2 separate regions of the Homo sapiens genome follow, and region 1 is linked to region 2. Evidence: chromatin loops called from intact Hi-C (ENCODE). Cell type or tissue: OCI-LY7. All regions are shown on one strand. Each heading gives the region's core, and the rest is flanking DNA. Links, peaks and the distances in the headings are about the cores only.

Evidence for each region. Peaks named below come from ENCODE experiments on the same cell type or tissue, not always from the same donor. Only the 100,000 strongest peaks of a DNase experiment are listed, where the experiment ranks them.
Region 1: a loop joins it to region 2, with 5 times the contacts of the local background. A loop is called at or near these places in 1 of 110 quality-filtered maps.

The regions. Positions count from the first base shown.
Region 1 is chr2:154,972,189-154,983,645 of GRCh38, forward strand. The region is part of intron 2 of LOC105373696 (a long non-coding RNA gene); the gene reads right to left. Among named protein-coding and RNA genes, the nearest start is that of KCNJ3, 280 kb to the left of the region's middle. In OCI-LY7, for the core only: no CTCF peak of the experiment used is centred there; a DNase peak (open chromatin) is centred at 6,723; H3K27ac peaks cover 1,328 bases.
Region 2 is chr2:155,139,725-155,151,181 of GRCh38, forward strand. No RefSeq gene overlaps it. Among named protein-coding and RNA genes, the nearest start is that of KCNJ3, 450 kb to the left of the region's middle. RefSeq lists an enhancer at 6,367-6,426. In OCI-LY7, for the core only: a CTCF peak has its summit at 6,294; DNase peaks (open chromatin) are centred at 5,297 and 6,227; H3K4me3 peaks cover 3,916 bases; H3K27ac peaks cover 4,042 bases.

The DNA of each region.
Region 1 (11,457 bases), core at 3,774-8,773, 170 kb before region 2:
GTGGCAGGGACTTTTCTAGGCATTGAACATACAGGGATAAAAACAATAAACTATGTTCCTGCTTCATGGAATATATCTTTCGGTGGTAGGTATAAGCAATAACCAAAGGCATTAATGTGCTTATAATTTCAGGTTGAAATAAATGCTATAAATAAAAATAAAGTAAGGTAAAGCATTAGAGGGGATAGGGGCTATGTTTTAGGATGAATAGGGCAGTCTCTGTAGCGATGATATTTGAATGATCTCACATCATTCATCAGAAACAAATGGTTTAAGAAAGGTACTTATGAAAAATGTGAATAAAAAATTTTCCAGACAAAAAGAAGAGTAAATGCCACAAGCCATAAGCTGTTGAAAGATAAGTAAAGCCAGTAAAGGTGTGAAGGGACACTAAATTGTTAATAAAAACTGATATGGTATTTATATCAGGTTCTGTTCTGGGGATTTTACTAATATTAACATTCAGCTTATTACAATAATATGAAGAATATCCTGTCGTATTCCCTAATTTATACACAACATAACTGACACTCACTGCCACATAACTAGTAAGGTAAGGATCTAGATTTCAAACCAAGGCAATATGGCTGGTTGATAGTGTCTCAACTATTCTGACACTGTTCTTCCCAGATTGATTCTCTAATTCACTACTGTTTTCCCTTCAATCATCTGTATCTTTATCTAATTTAAAATTTTTATAAATGATTCCTCAGAGTTGTTTTATTATTCTTCATTTTTAAAATTATCTATATTTTACATTTCTTTTTGTTCTTTGTTTTTTTAATAGCATCCTTTGTTTTAGTTTGTGGATAGATATACTGTAGATTTTGAAGATTTGTTTTGTTTTTGCTGTCCACATTGTCTTTGCTTATTTTTATTTTGTTTTTTTAGTAATCCTTGGAATTTCTTACATGGATTATTTTCCCAAAAGTCAAGTGAACCTTGGCTGTTTATTTGAAGAGGAAGACACCAAAAATTTGATTGGAGGCTCTGGATGAGTACCAGATTCACACCAGATTTTGAGGTGGTGAGCCAGTTTCTTCCTTGTGAGACAAGCAAATAACAATATATTTTTACTCTGGGTACATTTAATTTTTGTAGAGATGAATAGTTCAATCTCCTTCATGGTAGTGGTAAGGATAGGTTTTATATTTAGCTATTGGCATTCCTGAAACAGAATAAGATGCCATGGTCTTATAGTTCAGTGTGTAAACTTTCACAGCTTTTGCAAGTTTTCAGCCCAGTGTTAGCCCCCAATCACTGTGAATGTCCCCAAGTACAGAGCTTCTTTGGTTTTACTTTTCTGGTTTTATAGTGAGACAAAGGCATTCTGGGAAGTATAGCCAATTGAAATTGAGGCTTTAACAAATATTTACTGAGCACCTATTCTGTCATACACTTTTCTAGATGCTGGAAATACAGCAAGGAAAAATAAGTACACCATTACCTGAAGTCTTCTATTGCTTGTATAGTTCACTTTTTTAAACAGCTTGATGGACATTCTATTAACCATCCTGGCAATTGTGTGTGGTGTGAGGTAGTGATCTAACATCTTTTATAAAAACTAAATATTTAAATTTTATGTGTTGAAGGTATTTGTTTTGTTTTGCTCTTTTTGATTTTGATGCATGCATTTAATTTCAGAATATGGTTTATTTTTCTTGAATCACCAGAGAAACATCCATTTTACTCATTTTAACACCATCTCTTTCTTAAGTTAATTCTGTTTCTTTGGAGTTTTTCAGTTTGTTGATATTGATTTGTCTCTTTTATTGATGTGGCAACATTTTCTCAAAATATAGAAGATTGCTTTTATTTTTACATCGTGTGAAGAAGGAGGCATATTACTTTTTGAAAGATGGAGTGTATTTCTTAAGCAGTAACAAGTCATGCTCTTTATGTGACATCATTTTTTTATTATAGTAAAGTTTTCAGGTGATATTTGAGAGAGAGAGTCTGGATATGAGGTTGCATATAGTGAATGAATTATCACAAACACTGCTTTGATTATCAGGCCCTAGCAACCATGGTCACTCTAAGAGTGTCCTGTCAGAACTATGACTTTAGAGAGCAGTGTTGAGTGATTTAGCTTTGGTTCCTGTTCTTAAGTTGGCTGCTCTGAGTGTAGGGACCTACATTTAATTAATTTTATTTTGACAACGTCTCATGTTTTTCATCCTTCATTTCTTCTGTTCCTGGTTCTCTTCAGAGTTCTTTTAGGAGATAAATGTGTTTTGTTGTTTTCTTGCCGTTAATGTTTCCTTTCTTTCTTTTGTCTTTTTCTGTATTTAAATGCTCTCTGCCTTCTGGTTTCTATTTGGAGTAGTATGTTCTTCTGTTTTTTTAAGTAGATTTTGCTCCCAGTCTACAGTCATCTGCTTTATGCCATCTAGAATAGCCTCACTCTCTTAGTTTGCTCGTGATTATTGTGTGTTTCTCATGACTTTGCATTAAAAATATATTTATTGTGTAATTTCCTCTGGATTTAAAGAGGGGAAGATAGATTTCTGGAACTTTTCTTTCTTTCTGATATATCCTTTCTCCCTCTTTCTTTACCATCAATGACTTACTCTACCTGCCATTTATCTTCGCCTATGATTTAGAAGGTATGTAAGATGTTTTAATTTTAGTATTGTTTGTCTTTTTACCTGTGTTTGTTAATATACTTTGAGATTTGATACTCAGATTCTTGTCATCAAATCATAACTATAATTTATTTCTCCTCTTAAAATATAATTTTTTAGTTTTGCTTTTCATTTTTAACCATATTTGCAAGTTTACTTTAAAAAGAAATCTGAGAAATCGTGCTCTGATAATGTGAGAGTTGTAATTCATAGCATAAAAGGATAGCTCTCCATCTCTATATAGAGTGATTTGTTTTTCTTAACTGGGTCTATCTTTGCAGTTAGTAGAAATACCTTATGTTAATCAGTTCTAAATTTCAATGGATATCCTTTATTTCTTCTAACTTCTGGGATTTTTAGGGAAAGTTAGGAGAGGTTTCATCATGGATGCTCACCAAACAGTACTTCCTTATTCATCCCAATACCGAGTGCCTTTATAATGTAGACTTTTAATAGCTAAGCATTAGATTAATATTATTCCTCACCTTATACTCTTTTATTGTCTCAATACCTTGTTAAAGTCTCCTCTAGTATAGCTTGAGAAGTAAAGCTGAAAGACTTTATGCTCGTATTATTTCTTCAATGTTATTGATCTCATCTGTTGTTTTAAAAATATGTTTAAGGGAAATATTTATTTCCCTGGAAGGAAAAAGTGGCTCTTACAGTGCAACTAGATGATCTTAAATGCCTCCAATACATGTAGTGGCCAGTTGCTGGCAGAAGCAGAAGCACAATGTTTAAAAAATGGTGCATTGTATTCTTATAGATACATCTTCAAATTCTATTCATACTGAGTCAGCTTGATGAAAACAATAAAATCTTTAAGGAATAGTTTGTTTACCTCTTGCCCAGAACATTATAGCTATAACATTATAGTTCTGCTATTGTATTATGTTAGATACATAGATTAAATGATCTAAATGATAAAACTCAAGCATTTAAAGTGAAAGTACAAGAAGATAAGTTGTAGATGAAATATAATCAAGTTGAAAATAAGTATATTTTATATGAGCTTTTATATTAATTAAAGGTTCTTGTAAGAATTTGTTTAAAAAGAACAAATGTTAATATAGTAATATTAATATATATTTCCTTGCTATTATTACTTATGTAAGTATGGAAATTTAATTTTCTCAAAAACATGTAGTTTGATACACGTTCCTTTCTTCAATTCGTAGTCTTTCTCTGAGCCTTCCCTGGAAAGAAATCATGTCTAATAGTGACCATACAATAACACCATCAAGACACAACTCATTATTTATGAAAACTTCACTTCTCAGTAAATTATCTGAAATGTTTGATAGCTAATTTCTGCCAAACATTGTACATTTTCCCCTCATCAAATAAAACTATTTCCAAAGTACACAATAATCTTTTTATAGGATAGCAATTTGAATGGAAGTTAGTTTTTTTATACTTTTATTTTTACAACATGGTTAAGAGTAATTTTCTCTAAGTGGCATAAAGGCAGATTTCCTCAAGCAAAATCAAGCTAGTTAGCTACTGTTGCATGGCTACTACAAAGGCGGAAGAGTTCTGGGTGGTATAAAGGGAACTTCTGGACAAATACATTCTTTTAAGCCTCTTTAGTATCCAGTAACATTATCTCTAAATACAAAAAAGTCAATCTGATCCACAAAAAGACTGTGGCATGCAGATGTATGCAACTGATTTAAGAAAATTATGAAGTTTCTTAATGCTGTAGAATGAAATATAGAAAAGCTTGAATGGGCTTTACAAATTATACCATTGAAATGAAATGTGATAATAATGTCTGCCAACCAAATTCAGTGTTCTCTTTGTGTCACTAAAATCAAATGTGCAAAATAAAGCCTCAACCAAACAGTAATGTTTGGGATTCCTTAGAATGGTTTGTACAACATTTATAAATGTTCTAAGGAAGTCAGTTTAGTTAGTAGCTGGAATGCAATATTATTTCAAAGCCCACACTGATCTTTATCTTAAAACCAAATGTCACTCAGAATCTAACATAGAGAAGAGTTTTTTTCAAATTAAATCGTGTTTTAAGATGTAGTGTAATGTTTAACAACTCAAGGCAGGACTTGAGTCAATGTTTATATACTCAAATTTATATTCTTCACTGATTCTATTTGGAAATATGTTCTTAAAAATGGACATTGCCACAGTAAATGCATTTCCAATGAACTGGTTTTATTACATTTAACATATAAATTCTTCATCACTAGGCATGCTACTGACTTTTCATGTTGCTTACATACAGAAAGAGGACAAACATATTAGAGTAAAATGACTGTTTGATCTTCATGACAATTATATTTCTCCTTGTAAGTTCATAAATGATTATTTTGACATGTCATTATCAATGTATCTAACAGAGCCTGGCATACATATAGTAGGTGAAATATATATATATATATATTTCATGTTTGTGTGTATATATTATAAAAATATACAACTGTGTATATATGTGTGTATATGCATAGTGTATGAAATATATATTTCACATACATATATGTGAAAAATATACACACACATATATACATGCACACACATATATACATAAATATATGTGAAATATATAAAATATATGTACATACATTTGAAATATATATTTTATATTTACCATAAAATATGCTATATATACTATATATACACACATATATTATACACACATATATATTTCATTTGTTTTTGCTTTCATTTGTTTATTTCTGCATAGAATCCTATAATTCTATATACAGCATCAACTAAAAATCCCAATTACCCTATGTTTAGGCACATTGACATGACTTATTTTCTGAGTTATTAAAGTAAAGAGACTGACTTTAGGCACTACTGAGTTCACCAAGTTAAAGGCCATCTTGGAAAGATCTCTCTTGGTGGCCAGTTATCTTCTCCTAGGTGACACTACTGATTTTTTATGATGATAATTATACCTTGACATAACACATAGAGTGGGTATGGTTTAAAGGTTTTATATGGATATTCCTTAATAAGTAGTTTGTTACTTGGAGATAAATGGTAATTCATAGCAATATATTTAACTGCATAACTGAGACTTTTTTAGAAAGTAGAATATCCTTCCTACTTCCTAAAAATCTTGAGATTGAGAGACCCTTAAGCTAAAAAATCAAATAAAGCTTTTGTCCAACATAGATAAAACATAGACATAATTTACCATCACCCTCACCTGCTTCTATTCTGAAATGACACAAAATGGACAAACACAATGGTTTCCAGAAAGTGACCATCAGACAATGAAGAATGATAATTTCTAAGTGATGGGAAACACATGAGATGAGCCCAGTTATATAGCTTATTCTCTTGAGCTACCAGAGTAGGGCACAGGGAGAGGATGCACAGGCAAATCCCAGTAAACTCTGCCTCGAGCACATGAAGAGTTCATAAAGAGCATACAGGAGAGTAGAGAGCTGTGGTTAGAAAGAATTTCAGGGAACTACAGAAAGTCTCTTCAAGCATTCAGCTAATCATCGAGTGAGTGCATATGAAGAAACTATGCAAGCCTGGGGGATGAACTTCCCAAAAGGATGTGAGGGAACAACGACACAGCAATACACGAGGTTTAGAAGATTGCCTGTACGCACCAGCCAGATTGGAAGATCTCATGATTCACAGTACACAGCATAGAGTACTCATAAAAATTTTGTCTCAATACTTGTAATTTCCTCTAGACTGGGCATGACTCTGTTTATGACTAATAAACCATAAAAACCCAAGTGTTTAAAGCCCTTCCAACAAACAACTTTTTCCTAGAAAAAAAATCTGTAATACAGAAATATAAACATATTCAAAATATAACAAGATTAACAATTTCTGACATCCAACCAAAAATCATTAAACATTTAAAGAAGCCAGAAAATGCAAACCAAAATGAGGAGAAAAACTGACCCACAACTGTCAGAAATGTTAGAATCAGCAAACGATGACATTAAAATATTATAACTTCATTTCATTTTTTCCAAAATTTAAGGAAAGATATGAAGGATATATATTTAAAAATCCCAACTCAAACTTCTAGAAATGAAAACAACAGCATATGGGGTGGAAAATAACTGCACTGATAATGGAGTTGATGTGGCAGAAGAAAAGGGAAGTGAAATTTAAAGCATAGCAATAGAAATGATCCAAACCACGAGCAAAGAGAATAAAAATAAATAAACAAAAATGAGCACAGTGTCAACGAAATGTTGGACAACTTTTAGCAGCCTAAACATATGTATACTTGGAGTCCTCCATGGGGCAGAAGCAAATAAGAGAGAAAGGAGGATTAGGAAACAAAATATTTGAAGAAGCAATATCAAAATTTATCTACATTTGATCATAGCTATAAACCCATAGATCTAAAAATCCCAATGAACCCCAAACACAAGAAATAGGAAGGGAACTGCACAAAGGTAAATTATAATAAAATTGCTCACATCCAGCAATAAAGACAGACTCTTGAAAGTAGTTATAGATACATTATGTGCACAGGAACAAACATAAGGATGACAGATTTCTTGCTGAAAACACTGCAACTACATATGTACAAAAACTCTTGTATATAAATGTTCCTAGAGGCTTTATTTGTAATATTCCAAAACCGGAAACAAACCAAATGTTCATCAGAAGGTGAATATGTACCAAACTGTGGTATATTCATGCGATATCCATGCAATGGAATACTACTTAGCAATGAAAAGGAATGAAATATTGACACATGCTATAAGATGGATGAATCACAAAATAATTATGCTGAGCGAAGAGGCCTGACCGAAAAGAAGTAGAGATGACCCTTGAATAACACAGGGGTTAAGGGAACCAACCCCCTGTGCAGTAAAAAAATCCATGTATAATTTTTGATTTCCCCAAAACTTAACTACTAATAGCCCACTATTTACTGGAAGCCTTACTAATAACATAAACAGTCAATTAACACATATTTTGCCTGTTATATGTAATATATCACCATAAAGGTCTTCATCCTCGTTGTCTTTATGTTGGGTAGACCAAGGAGGAAGAGAAAGAGAAGTTGTTTTTTTTGTCCTGGGGTGGCAGAGGCAGAAAAGGTAAAGGAAGTGGAAGAGGAAGCAGGAGAGGCAGACAGGAATATTCAGTGTAAATTTTGTTTTAAAAAAATCCATGTACAAGTGGACCTGTGAAGTGCAAGCTCATATTATCCAAGGGTCAACTGTACATATTTTGTGTTTTTTATTTACATAATTTCTAGAAAATAAAAATTTACGAATAGTGACAGAATGTTGTTTAGTGGTTGCCTGGGGATGGAGTAAACAGTGACTGGAGGGACATCTTTAAAGGGTCCCAAGGAAACTCTTTAATGTGATGAATGTTTCATTATCTGGAGTGTACTAATGGTTTCACAGGCATATGCATTTGTAAAAATATATCAAACTGTATAGCTAAATATGTGTAGTTCAACACATGTCAATTACAATACAATAAAACTATGGGGGTTAGTGATTAAACTTACTGTTAGGAAAAAATTACCTCAATACATTTGCACATATATATATATATATGCACATATACACAAACACACACACATACATAGATATACATACCACCAAAAAAGTCAATATAATTTAATCCAATTATTGGTAAATCTAATTATTAAGAAAACTGTAAATTAAAAAATTAAAGATGTAAGAATCTAGATGTATAGAATAATGTAATTTTACAGCTGGAAGCAATCTTAGAAACTACCTAATTTGAAGTCCTCATTTCTTGAGTCATAGTCTTATTTATTTATTTATTTATTATTATTATATGTTAACTTTTAGGGTACATGTGCACAATGTGCAGGTTAGTTACATATGTATACATGTGCCATGCTGGTGCGCTGCACCCACTGACTCTTCATCTAGCATTAGGGATATCTCCCAATGCTATCCCTCCCACCTCCACCCACCCCACAACAGTCCCCAGAGTGTGATGTTCCCCTTCTTGTGTCCACGTGTTCTCATTGTTCAATTCCCACCTATGAGTGAGAATATGCGGTGTTTGGTTTTTTGTTCTTGTGATAGTTTACTGAGAATGATGATTTCCAATTTCATCCATGTCCCTACAAAGGACATGAACTCATCATTTTTTATGGCTGCATAGTATTCCATGGTGTATATGTGCCACATTTTCTTAATCCAGTCTATCATTGTTGGACATTTGGGTTGGTTCCAAGTCTTTGCTATTGTGAATAATGCCGCAATAAACATACATGTGCCTGTGTCTTTATAGCAGCATGATTTATAGTCCTTTGGGTATATACCCAGTAATGGGATGGCTGGGTCAAATGGTATTTCTAGTTCTAGATCCCTGAGGAATGGCCACACTGACTTCCACAATGGTTGAACTAGTTTACAGTCCCACCAACAGTGTAAAAGTGTTCCTATTTCTCCACATCCTCTCCAGCACCTGTTGTTTCCTGACTTTTTAATGATCGCCATTCTAACTGGTGTGAGATGGTATCTCATTGTGGTTTTGATTTCCATTTCTCTGATGGCCAGTGATGGTGAGCATTTTTTTCATGTGTTTTTTGGCTGCATAAATGTCTTCTTTTGAGAAGTGTCTGTTCATGTCCGAGTCATAGTCTTAGAATTTAAGAAAGCTGGAAGAAGCTGTGTGAAATAGCCTACCCATATTTATTATGTTGCAAATAGTGAACCCAATTCCATAGAAGCATGCTGCCTTGTGAGAAAATATCTCCTGATTAGTCTAGAGGTGTTTCCATTTTTATCATATTATCTCAATTAATTTATATATGCTATTCTTGTATATTTTCAATTACGTCTTTCTCAGAATGCAAAGTTAAATTGCCATTGACTTTACCTCAGTTAATCGTCATTGTTAAATTGCTATCATTTGTCAGCTGATGAAAAATTTAAATGCCTCATTTAGGAGCACATCATTATTTCAGCAAATTTATGACATTGTGTATCTATTTTCATACAGTCTTTGAGCTTTATATTCCTAACAAAATGTCTTTTTGGACTTCTTCTGTCTTAGATGGTTTGAACAGCCACAATTCTTGTTTTAGGTATTCTTATCTAGTCCTATTGCTTGATCTCTTGACTGTTCAAAAATCTGAATTCTATGATTTTGTTTGTACTTTAATTTATACCTGCAAGGCTGATTTTGCCAAAGTCTTAATCATTCCAATCTGTTGCTCAAAACCTGGTCAGGATCCACTGTTTCTTTTTTTAAATGTTATGTTTTCACATAATGGTAAAGAACTTCCATATCCAAACTCAAATTACCTTTATGGCCTTCTTTATTTCTACGCTTCTGCATGTAATAATTTGGACTGCTTGTATTTACTTAAAAGAAAATGTCAGATATTTATTTCATTTGCCTAAAATATTTCTCATTTTGATATATAGTTGTTGAGATCACACTAGTCTTCACATTCCAGACTAAATACCACCATCCACCATCTCAAACAAGCATCGCCTGTTCATACAAACCACAAGTAATATCTCCGTTCCTTGTATTTAATTCTGCTGCCTTGCCTTAGAATATGCATTTGATTTTGACTAAAATATCTACATCTGCCAGCATATAAATAGAAATAAAAATTTAAATACAACTTCCTGTATGTTCAGCTAGGGATAGCATATGATAAATGTGATTATAACACAGGAAGTAAACCTAAAAGGATGTAGTCCTCATTAATCTTGTAGTCCTGAACAATGTATAAATTGTTTTCCGCCCTCCAAAATGCAGAATATTTTGTGTAATTCCTTGTATTTCTCTCCTTTCTGCTACAGAATATAAAATAGAGAAAAATCCATTTCTGGTGCTACCAGATAGCAACAGTAGTCCTAAATTGGTGTAAAACCATATGATAATTAACAGAAAAAACAACTACACAAACTTCTTTGATGAAGACTCAGTGATAAAGCCAAAGTCTTGAGCAATTGTATACAGATGTTGAAAATGTTCAATTTTTGCTGTCTGTACAAATATGAAACATACAAAGCTATCAGAAGTAGTCCACCAAAGATGATTCAGGTATGAAAAGAATGAAAACCTATAAGGTATTCATATCTGAAGGAGGGTGGGATGAGGGAGAGGGGCAGAAAAAATAATTATTGGGTACTAGGCACCGTATCTAGGTGATGAAATAATGCGTACAACAAACCCCTGTGATCCAAGTTTATCTAAAAAGTAACCTGCACATGCACCTGTGAACATAAAATAAAAGTTAAAAAAAAGCATAATAAGTCATTTTCTAACTGAGGAGACTATAGGGTACCAGGTTGCATTTCATTTTTTCATGAAATAGCTATACTCACATTAACTGTTATTTGTGCTTTGGGGAACACTTTTTTTTTCCACTCTGAGTCATGTAACGTCAAAGGCAAAATGAGCAGTAGTGGCCGGTGGTCTAGCTTTGGTTGTAGGTCTCCTCTGCCTTTCATCTACCTACCTCTAATCTTAAGAAAGGTATTGTCCACATGATCTTGGTATTCTCCCATCATTCCACACTGGTATTTTAAGACAAAAACCAGAATGATAAAACTTACTTATTTGCTGGTCCAGGAATTCTATACTCTTTGTGCCTCACATTGAAGGTTGTTGGTAAACTTTTAATTCCTCAAGATAATCACAGCACCTTAAATTTGCCTGTTTCTATAAGAGTGGGAGGCATTTTTATGTAAATAATCTCTTTTGATCATTATACAATATTTTGACGTAACTAATGAATTATTATTGTCCTCACTTTGCAAATGTTCTGAGCCAGGCCTTGTGATTAGTGTTGTCGATACGTTATTGAATAAAATTGGCATGGTTTCTTTCCTCATGAAAATTAGAGTTCTATAAGCAAAGTAACAAA
Region 2 (11,457 bases), core at 4,280-9,279:
ATCAGGCCTCAGACACAGAATTTCTTTCTCTTTGACCTTTTTCTGCCCTCCTTTCACCTGCTCCTTTTTCGCCTCAAGGCAGGCCACTGAAATTAAAAATATACCCTAATTTCCTCCGGCCTTTCTGTCTTGGAGCTGGTCACAAAGAAATTCTCTGACCTACCTTGTCTGATTATAAGTCATGAAACCACCATTTCAGAAGGGGTTCTGCCCCATACCCTGGAGGAGAAAATGTTGCACAGGGAGGCCAAAAAAGAATCTGAACAGATAGATAGAACTTGCTGGGTTTCCCCACTCTGTTTGTCTTAGATCATACCCTTTTTGTCCAATCACATTTCTACCCCCTTATTGATGCTTCAATTATGTCTATGCAATGAAGTTTCCATAAAAGGACCAAGAGGATGGTATAAGGAGCTTCCAGATAGCTGCACTCATTAAGGTTCCTGGAGGATGATGTACCCAAAGAGGGTGTGGAAGCCCTGTGACCCTTCTCCCGTATTTTGCTCTCTGCATCTTATCAGGTGTAGCCCTTGTAATATACTTTATAATAAACTGGTGGACATAAGTGTTTCTCTCAACTCTGTGAGCCACTCTAGCAAATTAATCAAACCCAAGGAAGAGGTTGTGGGAACTATGACTTATAGCTGGTTGGCCAGAAACACAAATAAAATAACCCAAGGCTCGTGATTGGCATCAGAAGTGGATTGAGTCCTAAACCTGTGGGGTCTGATGCTATCTCCCAGTAGATAGTGTGGAATTGGAGAACACCCAGCTGGTGTCCACTGCAGAATCAATTGCTTGCTTGCTGGTGGGGAAAAATCCCCAGATACTTGGTCCCAGAAGTGTTCTGTGTTGATTGTTGTGTGAGAGCAGAGGAAAAACAGTTCATTTTTTAACTCAACATTATACTTCAATTCAAGGTAATTCTTCCTTTTCATCATTTATCTTTTTGAGTTTTTTATGTAATAAGTAGTTAGATTTCTTCAGGTTTGAATAAAATCTAAACCTTTTATAATTTTCCACCTGCAAGTCTTGTGAAGATCAATAATACTCTTTTCACAATCAAAAACTCAAAGGTCAATTTTCAGTCTTACTTTTTTGAGTGTTCCACAGTTAGGACACTATTGGGTAATTACTGTAATCATTCCTTTCTTGGTCTCCACGGTGATTTTCTGTTATCTATCTATCTATCCACTTATCTATTTAGCTAGCTAGCTTGCTATTATTTTACCAACATCTTTCCTCTCTATCTTTTTCACAGATTTTATAGTCCAGATACACGAAACCACTCACATCCATCAAGCCTTGCTTCCACTTCTTTTTTGGCAATGTGCTTATTTATAAGCCTTAAAGCAAATGACAATAAAAATTTTACTGCTTCTGTACCTTTGTTTCCTAAAATTCCACAATACTTGGAAATGTTTCTGTAGTAGCAATTCAATGCAATCATTATTTTAATGCTGTATTGATTTCTTTTTTAATCTCCAGGACCTAATATATTGCCAATCACATTAAAAAAAAACGTCCTTTGAAGGGATGAGTGGGTAGATTGATGAATGACTCAACTAGCTTACAAACTGGGATATAAATATTTATGTGTGTGTGTATATGAATATACATATACATATATTCATATACATATATACATATACATAAACATAGATACATATATAAAAAATCTTTTATTAGGTTCTTTATGTCTACTATCTATCCTTCTCCACCTAGCTCTGTGGGTATGTGACCTGCATCAGGCTCTCTGAACCTCTGACTTTCAGATATGTATTGACAGGACATTAGAGAAAGAGAGGTGAGTATGATCAGGATGGTAAAACCCATCTTAGTCTCCTTCTAACAGAGCTGCTGTGGTCTGAAGGTTTCCCTTTCTGAAGACGAAGCCTCTTTCAGGGGCCATTTCCTATAGGAGGATCACAGGCCACCTGTATTTGCTAATTGGCCTTACCCAAAGGAAAGGTAAGCTCTTTCGCATCTTTATGACAGCAGGGAGTTTTACAACTTCGAGAAAGGCTCCTACCAACAGTAGCCCCATCCTTCCACAGAGACTGAGAGATAAGGGGTATTATTTTTTATTTTTGATAATTACATTTCAAGGGGATTGCCTTCAGGTAGTTGAGATAGATAGTCCTGGGTTGTACAACTGGCAAGGAGGCTTTTTAAAGGATTTGCATCTCAAATGGGCAGAGGAAAAAAGTTGCAGCTACAAATGTTCTAAAGTAAATGTGCTAAGAAAAGGGAGGTAAGGTCTCTGTGGTTAGGCCACCTGAATTCTACAGGTGACTATGTGGGAGGGGTGGATGCCCGTCTAAAGTTTAGTCAAGATGAGAGAAATGTTAATTCTGTCTTGGCCAGTAGTATTTAACCAGATAAAAAGTACAAAAGACACCTTAGACAGAGAGGATGGCCCATAACAAGGTCATGTACAAGCAAATAGAAGAAGCACTGTAAATCCGAAGCATATGGTGTGAGAACAAGTGTTTTAAGAGGTGAGGTGGTAACAGTTTTTACAAGCACATTGAAATATAGTCTGATTCAGCTAATGAAAAAGTAATTTAAAAACTAATGGAGGCACAAGTTTGTAACATAGAATCAAAACCAGAAAAAAAATGATTCCACTGAGGCTAAGAGTTCACTGCTAAGCATTTTATTAATAAAAGGGTGAGTAAGCAGTGCCAAAGTTGAAGGCATAGAAACAATTAGCTCTCAATTAAAAGTCTATTCTTGGCCCTAAAGGAAGAAATCTCTATAGGGCAGTGGAGACAGAAATTTGATTGTAAAGAGATGATGAAGTGAGTAAATAAGAGTTGAAAATATAAAGGTAGACTATTTTATAGAACTTTGAAGAAGTCTGGCAATGAAGAGAAGGAAAGGCTACTATGTGATTCTTTATATTAAATGAAATTTTAGAAATATTTGCTTAGTATGTATTAAGATAGCTTCAATGGCTTGACTTTTGGGGATTTTTTTTCCTCTTTGTTTATTCAGTCTACCTGATTGATCTGCACTTCATATGGATTTATGCCATTTTGATCCTCAACTGTCTGAACTAAACTCTCGCTAGACCCATCTGTTCTGTCTTGATCTTTGGCCTACCTCATACTGCTGGCTTAACTGTTTGTATTTTCAATATCAGTTAGGATGTCTCTGAACCAACTGGGAACTTCCTATCCATACTACAGCTTGAATTTACACAAAAGCAAAGCTTATTAAGATCCTTTATATATTTCTCAAAGCTGCAGCATTGAAAAGGATCACATGCCAAGCTTTGAGTTTGCCACAGGCAATTTGGAAATATCATTTCTAAAAAACTGTACTCATTGTGGGACTAAGATGTTAGACCTTCAGTGGGGAAGTGATTCACAGGTAAAAAGACCAAGTTGGAGGCAAAAAGAATGTATTGAGCTGTGAGATGTTAGAAAGTTAGATCGACAGAGATTAGCAGAAGACAAAAAGAAAACAAAGTAATTAGATGGGAGGGAGATGAAATCTGTGGCCATGCAGATGTACGCCTTGGAAATCTCAGGGCCTTGTAGCGGCTGCTGCTGTTTTGAGAGCTTCAAGGAAAATGTGTAAATGAGAAATGTGTTAGTCAGACAGAGAGTCACTAAAATAAATCATTATCTTTTTATCTTCTAAATATATTGTCTAGTCAACATAGAGCTATGTTAGAAAAAAATGTTACATCATACTTAAGAAGTATTATTTTAAAAGTTTTATCCAAGAAAGCTGTTTCCACTTTCGCATATTGCTTTGTAGTTCATTTTCCAAGAAAATATTTTAAATATGTATGTATTACTTTATCTGAAACCTTTTTATAAAATAATTATGCTTAGCTATATTAATCCAATATATCATATTACAACTAGATTAGAATATCATAATAAAACTACGAGCAAAGAGATTGAGTTTTAGTCTGAAAGATACCATATACTCAAGAATTATAGAGTTAACACACTATTTATTGATAATTAAATACCTATCAGTAGTACACTTACTTATAAGCCATTTTTGTTTTTATTTTTACAGAGGAAAGATTTACATCTTTCTCTGTACCTAACAATAACAGCTGTAAGGGGAAAGGGGAAAGTTCTGCTTGGCCCTCTGCAGGTTTGCTGACAAATCAACTCACAGAAAACAGATAAATTGGAGAAAAGGCATACTAATTTATTTAACATGTATACATGAGAGCTTTCAAAATGAAGACACAGAGATATAGGGGGAAATAGTCTATTTATTTGCTTAGGTTCAACAAAGTATGGACAGCTGTGTAGATATATAATTGTATACAAAGCATATGATCTAATGTTAATAGACAGAGGAGAAGCCCAGCAAGGCCTGTCTGTTTACATTCTTCTTGGCCTCTCTATGCATGTTTTCTCCTTTCTGAGTGGGGGCAGGACTTTTTCTGGAAATGGGGTGTTATGACTTACAGCCAAAGAAGGTAGGTCGGATAATTTCTTTATGGCCACTTTTTACACAGAAAGATGGAGGGAAAGTTGGAGTAATGTTTTTAGGTTTTATGGTTGTCTTTGGGGAAAAGCAGTTCTGGTTTCAATGGCCTGCCCTAGGGAAGAGGGAGTCTAGTTTCTACAGCTAGCCTCTGGAGAGAATGGGACTGAGAAGCAGCAGAACAGGAGAAGGTCAGAGAAAAACGTTTACTTGTGAGGTTGCTTCTGAGTCCTTCATTTTAGGGTCTTGTTTTCTGACCCCAACACAGCATAGCATGGATTCTCAACAAACATGCAAATAGAATAAAACTATCTCCTTAAAATCATCTGCTTATTTAATATTATGTAACAGATAGTTAGGATAAGATTTTAGAGACTTAAAATAATTATGCATTTCTTCGGTTGTTAAAGTACTATTTTTTAGTACTTGTTTTTGAAGTTTCTCATCTAGAATATTTATTACATGAGCGTTTAAATTCTCTGGCTTTTCTACAAAACAATAACAACAACAAAAAACATCCTGATGGGTTAAGGAAGTTAATATAGAGTGAATATTTTCTTAGAAATAGATGCATATTCTGCTTAAATATCTACATAATAACGTCAGTTAGCAAAGGGTAACTTAAAAAAAGTTATCCTCAAAATCTCCTGGGCAATTTTATTTCTCATTTATGTGAAGTCCAATACATTTGATCCTTGTTGTGTGGCCTTTGTACCCAACTATTTTCCAAGCTCTGATTAGGGAGACCCCACCTTGTATTGTGTCTGCTATTTCTAGGGCCTTGGAGAGAAGAGAGTGTTTTTAAGACTGCTTTTTTGGTCAGCTCTGGGAGTGGCACACCATTCTGCAACACACATTCCATTAGCCAGAATTGTGTCTTGTGGTCCCATTCAGAAGCAAAATGTCTGTAGAATGTGTTTAAGTATGTCCAGCAAGCAGAGAAAAACCAAATATTGATAAATACAATCAACTTCTATCACAGTAATAAAGCATTACTTTCTTATTAACATTTTATAAATGTAAATTATTTTATTTTGAGATCTGTGTTCAATGTAAAATTTTTTGAAGGTATTATATTACTTAATGAGGAACTTAAAGTAAAATAATTTAAGTACGGTAATGCAGACAGTAAATTTAGACTTAGTATTTAAATTCAGCAAGGCCCATGCTCAATTCTAGATCACTATGTTTAAGGTCTAATCGTAAAACAGAGCAGCAATTGCAATACAGAGTTAAGTATTTTGGTTGGCAGCAATACATATACTCTATATTTACATGTAAGTTATTACAGTTTAAAAGTATGTGGGAAAATAGGTTCAAAATAGATAAAGATTTTATAACGTAAGAGAATGGAGAACTGAAATAATTATTAAGTTTTCTTAAAGGAAAAATTGCTCTACATTACTACCTAAGTTTATCTTCTGTTTCATTTTGATAAAATTTATGTTAAACAGTCTAATAAAATATTAAATCACACGTCTTTTTCTTAAAGTTCCTTAAAATAATACTCTCGTCTATGTTATCAGTAAACAGTCTTAATATTGCTGTTCTCCTGAGATAATTTTTCTCTAATTGCTGCTCATTATTTAAGGAAACTTTCAATATTAGTAAAACATTGCTCCAAATCTTTCATTTAGAGCTATTATTATACCTGTGCTGTTTTTTCTTCTGCCCACGAAGCCTGTCAAAATGCAAATTGCTTTCTCTGACCAAAAGTACAGCAGGAGCACAGCCTGGCTGCTTTTTACACAAAACCACCAACAGATTTGTTAACAGCTGTTCTTGGGGTCTGTGCACGTAATGGAAACTTCAGAACCTTGCAGGGTTCATGGTTTCTTCTGTCTGCAGCACAGGAATCGTTTAACAGTAGGTGACACTTTTGGCAATGTATAATTAAAGGGCTTGTTTTAGCAAAATTACACCCTGTGTAACACATAATAAAAGATAAGGGGGAAGGAGAGGTAACAGGCCTGGGTATACAATTTAGTTTGTAGCAGAGAATGAGCACAGTTGGGAGCTTGACTATTTTTGCTGTGATTCCTGAGGTCATATTAAGCAAAACAAATCACTATGTTTCTACTTTATTCAGGTGACAAGTGGATCGATAAGATAATTAATAATATCTCTTCTTCCCTATTTGGCTAATTGAGACGAGGGAAGATTATAAACGGGTCTACAACATGAAAAACCAGAAGTCATTTAATTTGAATGCCAGCATCACCTCCCCAAGGTTATTGATATTTGATTTAAAGGGGAATAAAAGATGGACAATTTAAGTGAATCTGACTTGTATTGTTCTGAATCCATATGCATTGATTCAGATTTGTGAGATGTCTTTTCAACAAGGTAGCTTTGGATCAGTGGGGCTTGCATATTTGATCATATTTCTTTCAGAACCTTTCTTAAATACTCTTCATTTGTTACCACCAGGCAAAGGCAAATCTCTAGTTTAGAAAACTTGATTTTAAAATAAATTAGAAAGTAAAGAGAGAAAAGGCATGTTCCATTCCTGACATTTGTATATACTATTACTCATTGAAAACATAACATGGTAAGTTTGTTTCATAGTCATTACCTCTACCATCATCTGTTACCCCCTTTGAACTACACCGTTAATTATCTTTGCCTACTTCTGAAATGCATATACATAAAATCTTATTGTATGTAACATTTGAATATAGCGTTTTTGCTTATCATTATGTTACTGAGATTTATCAGTGTTGTCACACATAATTTCAGTTTATTTTTATTGACATGAAGCATCCTATAATATGAATATGCCACACTATATTTAATATTGATGGACATTTTAGTTATTATAAATCATGATGATATAGTTTTGCATGTACTTTGATGGACACATGCAAGCATCTTATTAGGTAATACAATATATTATAGAATTGCTACTTTATAAAATATATGTATGTTTAGCTTCAGTAAATACTGCCAAATAATTGTCTAAAGGGATTGTTCCAAGTCACATTCCTGCCATCAATATATGAGAGTTCCATATCCTCACCAACACTTGGAAATATTAGTATTTTATTATATTTTAGTTATTCCAGTAAGTATACAGTGGGATTTCATTGTTGTAACATTTGTTTGCCCAATGATGAATGAGGTTAAACATCTTTTCACATGTTTATGCATTATTTGGATGGCTTTTATTTGAAGCACCTGCCCAAGTCTGTAGCCTATCTTCTTATCAGGTTATTTATCTTGATATTGTTGACCTGAGACATCTTTTATAAATTTTTAATATTTGTTATATATACATATATGTGTGTGTGTATACACAAACATTTAACTATAATCTTTTCTTGATTTTTTGCCTTTTCTAACCCTTAATGATGTCTTTTAAGATATAAAATTTTAATTAACTTTAAGTTCAATTTGTCAAATTATCCTTTTCTTTTGTTAATTTTTTGTATTATGTTACAATCAACTGACTATATATGTGTGGGTGTCCCTCTTTATATTCTATTCTATTGATGAGTTTATCTCTATCTGTACCCATACCTCACTGTTCATTCACACTGTAATTACATGAAGATGAAATACTTAGTGTTCTAAGTTCTCCTGCATCATAATTGTCTTTGTTATTCTTTTTTTTGCATTTTCATGTAAGTTAGACAATCCATGTATTCATTTTCATAAAATAAACTACTGGAAATTTGTTTTGAATTGCACTAAATCTATGTATCAGTTTTAAAACAACATTTTTAATATTAACTCTTAAAATCATATAGCTTATTCCTAATTAGTTTTTAATTTCTCCCAAAAGTGATTTATATGTTTTTTGTTTTGTTTTTAGAGCTCTTATACCACTTTATTTTTATTTCTAGGTATTTATGTCTTTATCTTTTTATAAATAGTATCATTCAATATTTTTTTCAATTGGTTGCTAGAATTTCTGATATTTTCAATTTGTGTGTATTAGTCAGGGCTCTCCAGATGGATGGAAATAATAGGATATATATATATATATATATATATATATATATATATATATATATATCTTCTATTATAAATATTACATAGTTTGTAAAAATAAACTCATATATATATATATATATATATATATATATATATATATATGTATATTTGGGAATTTATTAAGTAGTATTAAGTCACATGATCACAAGGTCCCACAATAGGCCATCTGCAAGCTGAGGAGCAAGGAAGCCAGTCTGAGTCCCAAAGCTGAAGAGCCTGGAGTCTGATGTTCAAGGGCAGGAAGCATCCTGCATGGGAGAAAGATGCAGGCTGGGAGGCTAAGCCAGTCTAGCCATTTCATGTTTTTCTGCTTGCTTTCTATTCACTGGCAGCTGACTAGATGGTGCCCACCCAAATTAAGGGTGGGTCTGCCTTCCCCAGCCCACTGACTCAAATGTTAATCTCCTTTGGCAACAGCCTCACAGACACACCCAGAATCAATACTTTGCATCCTTCGATCAAGTTGACACTCAGTATTAACCATCACACTGTGTTTTGCCTTCTTTCTCCTTGATACATTTTTTGTAAGGTATTACTTGATTTTATTAAGATTTTCAAAGTCTGAGCTTTAAAATTTATGGGGAGTTCTTCATTTTATGTTTTCTATTTCTTTGATTTTTATTCTTCTTTAATAGTTTCTAACTTCCACATTAATTATGTTTTGTTGATTTTGTTGATTTTTTTAGCTTCCTTTCTTTTACATTTATTCAATTCTATAAATTTTCCTAAAAGTAGTGCTTTAGTTTTATATCATATTTTTACGTATAATATTTTCATAACTATTTAGAATATTTTCTAATTTCCATTATGATTTCTTCTATAACTAAAGTATTATTAAGAATTTAATTTCTAAGCATTTGGGATGTTTTATTTGTTATTTTTGTTTTGTTTTATTGTCTTTTGTATTTTCTTTTAGTTTGTGTTTATATAGTTTTCTTGAGGTATCACTGACATACAGTAAATTGTACAAATTTAAATTATACCATCTGAAAGTTTTGACATATTTATACAAAACTGTGAACCACTGGCACAATTAAGAAAATAAACGTATCAATAATCCAAAAGTACATTGTATTAATTCATTATCCTAAATATTTGACTGTTTTTTTTTCTGGTCTAATTTTTTAAATAGTCATCTCCATCTGGATTCTTTTCCTTCTTCTTGACTTCATTTTATGCTCAGTGTTTTCACATACATTTTTAGCTGAGCAAAGTTCCTCCATGAGGCATTCCACTCAAACTCATTTTTCCTTGACAGTGGGTGGGTCAGTCTCATAAATTACTTCTTTTACGCCAGAGCATCTGAACATCTGAACATTGATCTGAGATAACTGGTAGATTTTAGCATTTTGATTTATTTTCTAAAGAGAGAGTGCACAGTTAATCATCTATGCAATATTTATATTGTAAAGGAACACTTGTTTAAAAATATATACTTTTAACATGATGGGAGAGAAATTTTCAGCTCTAAAACTACATAGGGTTTTATTAAATTTTCCAGAGATTAATGGAATGGTTTACAGGCACATTGTAAAAAATGCATTGTATGTTAATATATTTTAAAACTCCTTTTAACTTCTGCCAGTGTTTAATATGGGGCTGGATAATAGATGGGTACGTACAAGAGACTAATAAAGTGAAGGCTGCAGGAGGTGAGATGTGCAGTGTAGCAGGCCTTGTGGCTACACAGACGTGGCTCACAACTCACCCAATTTGTTTCTCAGCATGTGTCTTGATGTGTTTTATAAATTGGAATTGTTTTAAAAATCAGTCCAAGTAAAAAATATACAAACAAAAAGCAGACTTTAAAATGACTTTTAAAAAGACCCTCTCTAAGATGATTTTAAGCAAGATCCTCATTTCTAGATCACACAAATCCCCAGGAGGCTTACAAGGACTTATTGATCTCCATTTCTTATTTATCATGCTTTGAAATGAAAAGCACAATATATATGGTATATGTGTGTGTGTGTGTGTGTTGATGAGAGTTTGTACAACTGTGATTCAATCACGGTATATTTTAATTTAATTTAAAATGCTCCAAACAGATTTTAAGAAGCCAAAATACAAATGTGGTCTTTTAAAATGAGTTCTAGAGAATATCAGAATAGTTCAATTCTACCTACTGTTATAGAAGGTTCAAATTAGGATTATTGGAAAAGTGTTTAGCTTAAGTGTTAGGATAAAATTACTAATAAATTATTATAATTATTGGACTACTTAGTACATCATTTTATATGTCAAAATCTGTGCTAATTATATTGCATATGAAATCTTAATTATTCCAAGTGTTCTATGACATAGTATTTTATCACTCCTATTTTTTGTATGGGAATGTTGTGTTTCTGATCTGCTAATGGACTCTTTCACGATCACAAAGCATATAGATAGAGCAGTTGGAAATTTAATTCAGTTCTACATGTCCTACAGGACTTCTTGTTTCTTTTTTCTTTTTCTTTTCTTTTCTTTTCTTTTTTTTTTTTTTTTTTTTTGAGTGGAGTCTCACTCGGTCGCCTGGGCTGGAGTGCAGTGGTACGATCTTGGCTCACTGTAACTTCTGCCTCCTGGGTTCAAGCAATTCTCCTGCCTCAGCCTCCCAAGTAGCTGGGATTACAGGCACCCACCACTGCATCCAGCTAATTTTTTGTGTTTTTAGTAGAGACCATGTTGGCCAGGCTGGTATCGAACTCCTGACCTCGTGATTTGCCCACCTCAGCCTCCCAAAGTGCTAGGATTACAGGCATGATCCACCACGCCCGGCCCCCACAGGATCTTTTAACTCTGCTAAGCTTTTTATTTTTTATTTTTTTTAACAAGGACAGTATATTTTTCTCACAGTTTAAATGGTTATTTTATAATTATATAGTTTATAACTATAATTTCCATCTTGTTCTTTTTAGAATCCTTGGTTTATAGACCATAGTAATATAGGTTTCCAAATATAGAACCTAAAGTTGTGTTCAAATCATAGGAACGTCTGTGCCTAAAAGGCTGCAA